2 separate regions of the Homo sapiens genome follow, and region 2 is linked to region 1. A link is a contact called in ENCODE Hi-C or POLR2A ChIA-PET data. All regions are on one chromosome and are shown on one strand. Each heading gives the region's core, a stretch centred on a gene start or an enhancer-like site at or near the end of the contact. The rest is flanking DNA. Distances are from core to core; before and after follow the strand shown. Region 1 overlaps PTCSC2 (papillary thyroid carcinoma susceptibility candidate 2). Region 2 overlaps PTCSC2 (papillary thyroid carcinoma susceptibility candidate 2).

Region 1 (4,867 bases), core at 1,760-4,259:
CTCACCTGAGACTGGCGCTGCCGCCAGAGGAGGGGGCAGGCCAGAATGGAATGGGGAGGTGTTGTTTCTCCTCCCAGGATAGGAAGGTTATAGGATCACTCCTGCCTACAGCGGACATGCTTGGAGAGTCTGTGGAGGATTATTTTCGTGTGGATGGTGTCTCATCCCATAGATCAGAAAGCGGGAAGTAGTTAAGATGTTACTCTTCATTTAAAAAAATTATAATGAACTACGGATACACATAAAAACATAAATAAATCTCAAAAGCATTATATTGAGCAAAATAGGCCATATATAAAAAGAGTACGAACTGTACAATTTCTATTTCTTCAAAGGACGCAAAACTAAGCTACAGTGATAGAAACTGGGTCAATGGTTGCCTCCTTAGGCAAGGGGAGGGTTGACTACAAAGGCTGAGAAGGAACTTTCTAGGGGATGAAAACATTCTAGGTTTCGACTGAGCGATGACATGGATATATACACATTTGTAACTCATTGAACAATGCACTTAAAAATCAGTGTATTTTACCGTTTGCAAATTATACCTCAGTAACACTGATAAAAACTGCACTACAAAAAAAGTTATAATGACTTTTCTCATTCTCAAAAGAAATACATGTTCGTACTAGAAGACTGAAAAAATCAGATTTAAAAAAAAAAAAATTAGCCAGGCACGATGGCTCATGCCTGTGATCCCAGCACTTTGGGAGGCTGTGGGGGTAGAATTTCCTGAGTCTTGGAGTTTGAGACCAGCCTGGGCAACATGGCGAGACCCCCAACCCATCTCTACAAAAAATTTAAAAATCAGTCAGGTGCAGTGGTGTACACCTGTAGTCCCAGCTACTCATGAGGTTAAGGTGGGAAGATTGCTTGAGCCCAGGAGTTCCAGGCTGCAGTGAGCTGTGATCACACCACTGCACTCCAGCCTGGGTGACAGAGCTAGACCCTGTCTTAAAAATAAACAAATAAATAAAAATAAAATAAAATAATCCATAATTCCATTACCCAGAGGTAAACATAGTTATCATTTTATATTGATAGTGCCAGTCCTTTATTTTCAGAAAAATGAGATTATACAGTTTTATAGTCTGATTTATTTATGCATTGAATTGGCAATACATATACACAGTTAAATCTTCAGAAGGTACAAAACAGCATAAAGCAAACTTGTCCATCCCACAGCCATGGGCCACATATGGCCCAGGATAGCTTTGAATGCGGCCCAGCACATATTCGTAAACTTTCTTTAAACATTATGAAAATTTTTTGCAATTTTTTAAAGCTCATCAGCTATCATTAGTGTTAATGTATTTTATGTGTGGCCCAAGACGATTCTTATTCTTCCAGTGTGGCCCAGGGAAGCCAAAAGATTGGACACCCTTGACATGAAGTAAAAAATAAATCTCTCTCCCATTCTCACTCTCCAGAAGCAACCACTTCTATCAATTGCTCATATATCCTCCTAAAGATATGTCATGTACTGAAAAGCACATATGTATGATGATCTTGAAGGGAATAAGTGAAAGCACACTATACACAAACCTGTATTTTTTAATATAACATGACAACACAAATATCTTTCAATGTCATGAAAATGTTTCTATGTCATTTTTAAGCAGACTTTTGATTAAAGTAGAACATAAAAGCAGAAACATGCAAAAAATCATAGGGGTAAATCTCACAGAAACATGCAAACAATCATAGGTATAAATCTTCGCATATTGACTCTGCTTTTATATTCACCACCAAGATAAAATACGAGACCATTACCTGCATCCCCCAAAATCTTTTGGACCCTCTCCAAGTTACTGTCACCTCTTACCCCAAAAGCAACATAATTCTGACTTCTGATTTCTAAAAATGGTCTTGTCTGGCTTTTGAACTATATGGTAGATTATACAGTATTTATTTTTGTCTATATTTTTTCACTCAACAGTATATGAATGAGATTCATGTTGTTGCATATAGCTATAGTTCATTCACTCATTGACATATATAGTATTCTTTTGTATAAATATATCACAATTTACTTATCCATTCTACTGTTGATGGACATGGGGGTTGTTTCCAGGTTTCAGCTATTTCAGCTGCTATGAACATTCTTTAGATGTCTTTTGGTGAACATAGGTATACACTTTTGTTACCTACCTGCTCAGGAGTGCAATTTCTAGACCATAATGTTCAGCTTTAGTGGAAAATGCTGATAGTCTCCAAAGTGGTTGCAGCAGTGTATGAAAGTTCCAGTTGCTCTACATCTTTACCTAAAACATCAATTTTAATATCAACACAGCATTTCATTATATGGATACACCATACTTCATTTTATCAGATTCCTATAGATCAGGGATTCTTTGCCATAGACCTCTGGCACTCTGATAAAGCCTGAGGACTCTGTCTCAGAATGCGACATAGTAAAACGTGGGCATTATCATTAACACACTAAATCACACCATCCAGTAGCAGGTCTAATAACCAAGCAATTTCAAAATTTCAAAATGAGCATCAACATAAAAATATGTTTATTGGCCTTTGTGCTGCTTCTCCCACACAAAATCATTTTCTTTGTTTCTACATTTATTGGCAAAAGTCAATGCATATTCTTGACTTTTGCCAACTTTTAATGGCCCATATATATTTAAATTTGTATGTAAGCACTCTTCCTGTGTTATGGATATGAACCATCTCTGTGAAATGTTACAATTGTTTTCATTTGTCATTAGCTTTGCCATTTTGTGGTCTTTAGAAAGAATTGATGCCCTGTGTTCAGTGCGATGACAAAGATTGGCTAAATAAGTGATAAAGGGAATAGTGAAGGTTGTTTTATCCTTACAGCAGTCCTGGAGGTTAGACAGGTCCTAGGGCTCATTATCCCCATTTTACAGAGGAAAAGCAGAGCCCCAAGAGGGTAAATGCTGAAATCATAAGGCTAGGACGTGTTAGAGTTGCATCTCAACAGTCCTTAACTCCTGACTCAAAGCCTTGAAAAACCCCTGCTCACCAGGGAAAGGAAGTCAAAGGTCCAGGGTGTGTACACAGACAGCCCTTGAAAGGAATGTGGGGTTTTGTGGTTTGGGTTTTTCCTCCCCTTTCTAAGCACGCTTCGCATGCCAGCAAAGGGTGTGCATTTGTGTATTGGGGGGCAGGAGGGAGGTGCAGGGTTGCATGTCATTCCTCAGCCTTTTCATAAAGGAGGTCAAAGCATGGAGCTTGTGATGAAGCTCAAAAGTCCCTTCAGGCTTCTGGTGGTGTGCACCTGTAGAACTCCTGCCAGGAATGACTTGAATGAGACTCACCCCAACAATGAGAACTAGGCTTTGGGTCCATGTAATATGACTCATTAAATGGTTTATTGTGACCCATACATGAGCTTCAAATTTATAAAATACCCCCTTTGTTATTTATTTATTTATTTTGAGATGGAGTTCCACTCTTTTTGCCCAGGCTGGAGTGCAATGGCACGATCTCAGCTCACTGCAACCTCTGTCTCCAGGGTTCAGATGATTCTCCTGCCTCAGCTTCCCAAGTAGCTGGGATTATAGGTGCCTGGCTAATTTTTTTGTATTTTTAGTAGAGACAGGGTTTTACCATGTTGGCCAGGCTGGTCTTGAACTCCTCACCTCAGGTGATCCTCCCGCCTCGGCCTCCCAAAGAGCTGGGATTACAGGCATGAGCCACTGCACTCAGCAAAATACCCCCTTTGTGACAACAGAGATAGACAAACTCTGCTTCATGGCCTCAAAACTAAAATTGAAAAGATTTTTTAAAGGCTTTACATGCCTATGACACTGCATATCCCAATGAGAAGTCTTCTTTGTGGAAGATCTCTATTTCATTTTATTTTATTTCATTTCATTTTTGAGGCAAGGTCTTGGTCTGTCACCCAGGCTGGAGTCCAGTGGGGGTGATCTTAGCTCACTGCATCCTCAGACTCCTAGGCTCAAGTGATCCTCCCACCTCGGCCTCCCAAGTAGCTGGGACTACAGGCCTGCATGAGCCACCACATCCAGCTAATTTTCTTGATATTTTGTAGAGATAGGGTCTCTCTATGTTTCCCAGGTGGGTCTCGAACTCCTGGGCTCAAGCAATCCTCCCACTTTGGCCTCCCAAATTGCTTGGAGTGTGAGCCACCATGCCCAGCCTAAGATTTTTTAAAATGACTTTCTGGGCAAATGTTATGGGCACATGCTATATATTGTGCACTCCTTTTGGAGATTCACAGTGAAAATTAATATATTTGAGGCTCCAAAAGCCATGCAAAGATAAGCCTGTTGAATATCTGGATGTAGGGTTTACCTGACATCTCTGACCACTGAACCTCTTCTCAGGTAACATCTAAGACCTCTTACCAAATGATGGTCCCATGGAATTTAATTTTGGTTACCACTGCTCTAGAACATACTTTCTATTAAATATGTTTGCTAGTAACAATTGCAATATTTTAAAACATTAACACATCCCTCCATTAATTCCAATATATGACTTTGAGAAATGTTGACAATGGTTTTGAGCCTAAACAGATACAGGTTAAATCCTGAGGCTGAACATGGTGGCTCATGCCTGTAATCCCAGCACTTTGGGAGGCCAAGAGGGGAGGATTACTTGAGCCCAGGAGTTTGAGACGAGCTGGACAACATAGCAAGACCCCATCTCCACACACAAAAAATCAGCCTATGGTTCCAGCTACTTAGGAGGCTGAAGCAGGAGGATCATTTGAGCCCATGAGGTGGAGGCTGCAGTGAGTCAGGCTAGTGACACTGCACTCCAGCCTGGGCAACAGGAAGAGATCCTTCTCAAAAAAAAAAAAAAAAACGAAAAACAAAAAGAAACATTCTAGTACAACAAACCCCAAGAGGTTGCCCACATTCTT
Region 2 (4,250 bases), core at 758-3,257, 72 kb after region 1:
ATTATAATACAAAATAAAATGGTTGCTATTTTAAGCCACTAAGTGAGGGGGCAATTAATATGCAGCAATACATAACCAGCATATCACCTTTGGGAGATGCTTGAGAATAAACTCATTATTCCAAAAGCAGATAAATTAAAGATAAAGAATCAAGCATTTGTCCTGCCTTTCCTTTATGAACTATTTCAGAGTAACCAGATAGTTGATGAGACCAAGCTCTTCTTTATAGAAGAATTACAGCTAATAAAGGAAGAAGGAATATCAGAATTAGAATATCATGTGAAACCTCTGATGAAATCACAGTGTTAGACAATAATCATCAATGACTGCTAATATCATTAGGCAAAAGGCCAGCAAGGAATATTAGAATGGATGGATCAGGCTGCAAACACCTGAATCCACTGATCAATATCTTCTCAATAACCCAAGACTGGAGAAAACTAGCGAGCATGTGCCTTCTGATGTGAGGCAACAAGGAATACACAGTACCGCCTCTAAAACTTTCTTGCCCTCAAATTCTGTTCCCCTGAATCTGATAGAAATTCTAGACTTCACTACCAGGAACCAGAGGAACATGTTAAATGATCCCCTGGGGATGCAGTCAGCAAAATCCAGAACATGGAAAATTCTACAGGACAACCAAGTTTCTTCAATATGTAATTGTTTTTTAATAAAGGAAGAAGGGGAGCATATTAATTAAAAGAGGCAAAGGGCTGGGCGCGGTGGCTCCTGCCTGTAATCTCAGCACTTTGGGAGGCCGAGGTGGGTGGATCACTTGAGGCCAGGAGTTCCAGACCAGCCTGGCCAACATGGTGAAACCCTGTCTACTAAAAATAGAAAAATCAGCCAGGTGTGGTGTTGGGCACCTGTAATCCCAGCTACTCAGGAGGCTGAGGTGGAAGAATCCCTTGAACTCAGGAGGAGGAGGTTGCAGTGAGCCGAGATTGCACCACTGCACTCCAGCCTGGGTGAAAGAGAGAGAAGAGATTCTGTCTCACAAAAAAAAAAAAAAAAAAAAAAAAAAGTGCCGGGCACGGTGGCTCACGCCTGTAATCCCAACACTTTGGGAAGCTGAGGCTGTTGGATCACTTGAGGTCTGGAGTTCGAGACCAGTCTAGCCAACATGGTAAAACCCATGTCTACTAAAAATACAAAAATTAGCCAGTTGTGATGGCACATGCTTAACATGCCTGTAATCCCAGGTACTTGGGAGACTGAGGCAGGAAAATTGCTTGAACCCAGGAAGTGGAGTTTGCAGTGAGCCAAGATCGCACCACCGCACTCCAGCCTGGGTGAAAGAATGAGACCCTGCCTCAAAAAAAAAAAAAAAAAAAAAAAGGAAACAAGAGATATGTCAACCAAATTCAATGTGTATATCAGAATCCACAAAGTCTGTGGATTCTGATATATACATTAGTGTGTGTGTGTGTGTGTGTGTGTGTATTTGAACATAGACTAGGTATTTAGTGATATTAACAATTATTTTTAATTTTAGGTGTGATATAATATTGTGTATATTTTTTAAAGATAAAAGATGTATTTAGAGATAAAAAGATATATGCATCCCAGGTATATCTGGGATTTGCTTCAAATGAATGCAGTGGTAAGGGGGTAGGAATAGACAGGGTATAAGGAGGCAAGATTGGCCATATGTTGATATTATTGAAGCAAGGTGATGTCGATGTGGAGGTTTTAATATCTTTACTTTTGGTATATAATTTATATTTGCATTCAAAAATAAAACAAATAGCTCTGATCAAAAAATAAAAATATTGGGGGCAGAGGGTGCAGGAGATATTTCCAGTGAAGTATCTCTGCGTGATTGAGCACAGTAAAGACATTCTTTACTGCTTCCCCTCTCACCAAATCCTCCTGCATTCATAGGACTAGAAACCTAAAGAGGCATCTGAAGTCACATCTTAAGGATGCATAATGGAGGGGAGTTTGGAGAGGGAACAAAATTATTAAGGAGGATTATACTGTCACCACTCGACACAATGGAGACTGCTGCTTTTAACTGCCTTAAACAAGTCTTGCTTCATACCAGAGCTGCGACTCAAGGAGGCGTCGCCATGGGAAGTGGATCCTGCCCAGCCGATCAAATCTTTCTTCTTGGCTGGGTCTTTGAGTGCAGGTTTTCTGCCTATACAACAAGAGAATGGATGTGGCTCTTAGAATGCACTTGAAATTCTTCTTCCTCTTCATGGTGTCTTTGTGGCCAGATGTCTTGGAAGGCCCAGGAATGAAGGCGCCTCTGGATAAAGTGGCCATCCTGCTTCTGAGAGCATGGGGGACCCAGGCAAGTTACTATCTTTCTGTGAGTCTCTGTTTCCTCCAGATGCAGTGAGCAGCGGTATAGCATAGGGTTAGCCAGAGGGCTCTAGAGACATCTGGTTCCCGCAACTCACCAGCTCTGCAACCTTGTTAGGCCATGCAACTCCTATGTGCCTTATTCCCTATTTATAAAGTAGGGATGATAACTTCCACCTCACATTGTTGATGAAAGGATAAAATTAGATAATGCGTATAAAGTGCTCAGTGTGGTACCTAGCATAGATCCACTCTCAATAAATAGTTATTACAATTATATTTATTTCTTCATAAAATGTGTATTGCAGCTAATAGCCATTATGGCTCCTCCTAACTCTAATGTTTGAGGATTCATTCACTGATACAACAAACTGTACGTCAGGTGTCAGTGCTAAGGTGAAGACATATCTGGTATTGGGGTTAGGGGCTGAAGTCAGCATATTAGGCAAAAACTCAGCATACTCAAAATTACTTTTGGAAATCCCTCTACCATCAGCTGACCACCCAATCATTTGCTCCCCCATTCAGAGGTGATGCTGGGGAGGTGCTTCTTGCGGGGTGGGGAGCCTGCATGATCTGGGCAATGGAGTAATAGTGGCTGAGGGATCTTTCAGGATGTGGCATTTTGTTTCCTCCTAGGGCCTGGAACGTGAAAGCCATAAACTGTCCTCCATTCAGAGCAAAGCAATGCTCCCTCCATTGCTTCTAAGTTCCCAGCCCCAGTTCTGGATGAGAAAATGGAGAGCAGCCTCAGTAGTCACTTTCCTTCAACTTCAAGGCTGCCATGAGATGGTCACCACCTCATGACCAGGAAGGAGCATGCTGCTTTGGTAGACTACACATACCTCCCTGTGGCAGCCAGGCCCCCACCACCCATTCTCATCATTCCACACAAACGTGAGCCCCTACCATGAACAAGATGTTGCATGGAGCACTGGCAGAAGCAGAGTGAGTTGAAGGTGGCTTCCTCCCAGGACTGCATGGTCACAGACCCCAGCACCAGCAAAGTATGGTCATCAGGACCACAGGAAGGGCCAGAGATGGGCTATGGGGCACTGGGGTCAGGAAGAGTGCCCCATCTTCCTGAAGGGTGATACTGGACCTGGTCCTTGGAGAATAAGAAAGATCTGATGAAGCAAAACCCTGGAAGGAGGGTATCCAAGATGAAGAGAAAGTATGAGGTGCAGTCTGGAGGCAGGAAAGATGGGCTGCATCGGAATCACACCAGGTAGAATGGTTGGTTGGTTGAATTGGGAGGTGGAGCTGGAGAGGTATGTAGGGCAGATGGCAAAAGGCCTTAAATTCAGGCCAAGGAGAGTGGACTTGATTATGGAGGCAACAGAGACTGAGGGACAAGAGCTGGGATTGGAAAGAGGCCCCAAGCATATATGAAGCTCCCCTACTCATGCCTGCCCCACACCTTTTCATGGGATGTTGTACAGCACACTCCCAGATTTGGAAAGCCCCATCTATAAATCTTTCAGTCCCAGGATCACTCCTTTCTACAGTGGCTTCAGCAGCAATGACAGAGTCAAGAGAGGTCACCCTTTAGGTTTCTCAACACAGTTGCCCTTCCCCTCTGGAAAAACTACATCACGGTGGAATGGGAGAGGTGGAGATGAAGGCTAAACACAAGAAAGAGGTTAACTACTCATAGAGTGTCAGACGAAATAACCTGAAAGTTCTCTGCTACAAAACACTCAGAAATGCTGGTAAGAAAATTTTCAGTCATTTTAAATGTACAGCTAAGCTTACAGGAACATGAGAGCATTTTCCTTCTTTTTTTAAAAAAATAGACTTGGGGGTACAAGTGTTGTTTTGTTACATGGATACATTGGATAGTGTAGTCTGGGCTTTTAGTGTAGTCATCACTCAAATATTGTCCGCTGTACCCATTAAAGAATTTCTCTTCCTTTACCCCCCTCCCACCCTTCCAACTC

The links. Hi-C counts contacts between places; a loop is a spot of excess contacts on that map. ChIA-PET counts read pairs that join two places held with the same protein, here RNA polymerase II (POLR2A). Pooled maps may share reads with other maps.
Region 2: a map of PC-9 shows a loop between it and region 1 (5-fold over the local background). The contact joins two enhancer-like sites. A Hi-C loop is called at or near these places in 4 of 168 maps with a recorded cell type or tissue (Caco-2, PC-9, mammary epithelial cell and 1 more) and 4 of 50 pooled maps. POLR2A ChIA-PET finds 5 or more read pairs at or near these places in 4 of 52 experiments (HepG2, MCF 10A, PC-9 and 1 more).

The regions. Positions count from the first base shown.
Region 1 is chr9:97,711,547-97,716,413 of GRCh38, forward strand. PTCSC2 (papillary thyroid carcinoma susceptibility candidate 2) reads right to left here. Exons shown (of 11, transcript NR_147055.1): 9 at 2,149-2,261. Among named protein-coding and RNA genes, the nearest start is that of XPA, 17 kb to the left of the region's middle. Within about 2 kb of position 3,010, at least 3 of the 41 ENCODE cell types and tissues checked have a DNase peak (open chromatin) inside an H3K27ac peak, as active enhancers do; they include PC-9, where a contact is called at or near this core.
Region 2 is chr9:97,784,509-97,788,758 of GRCh38, forward strand. The region is part of intron 5 of PTCSC2 (papillary thyroid carcinoma susceptibility candidate 2); the gene reads right to left. Among named protein-coding and RNA genes, the nearest start is that of PTCSC2, 66 kb to the right of the region's middle. RefSeq lists an enhancer at 1,766-2,850. Within about 2 kb of position 2,008, at least 2 of the 41 ENCODE cell types and tissues checked have a DNase peak (open chromatin) inside an H3K27ac peak, as active enhancers do; they include PC-9, where a contact is called at or near this core.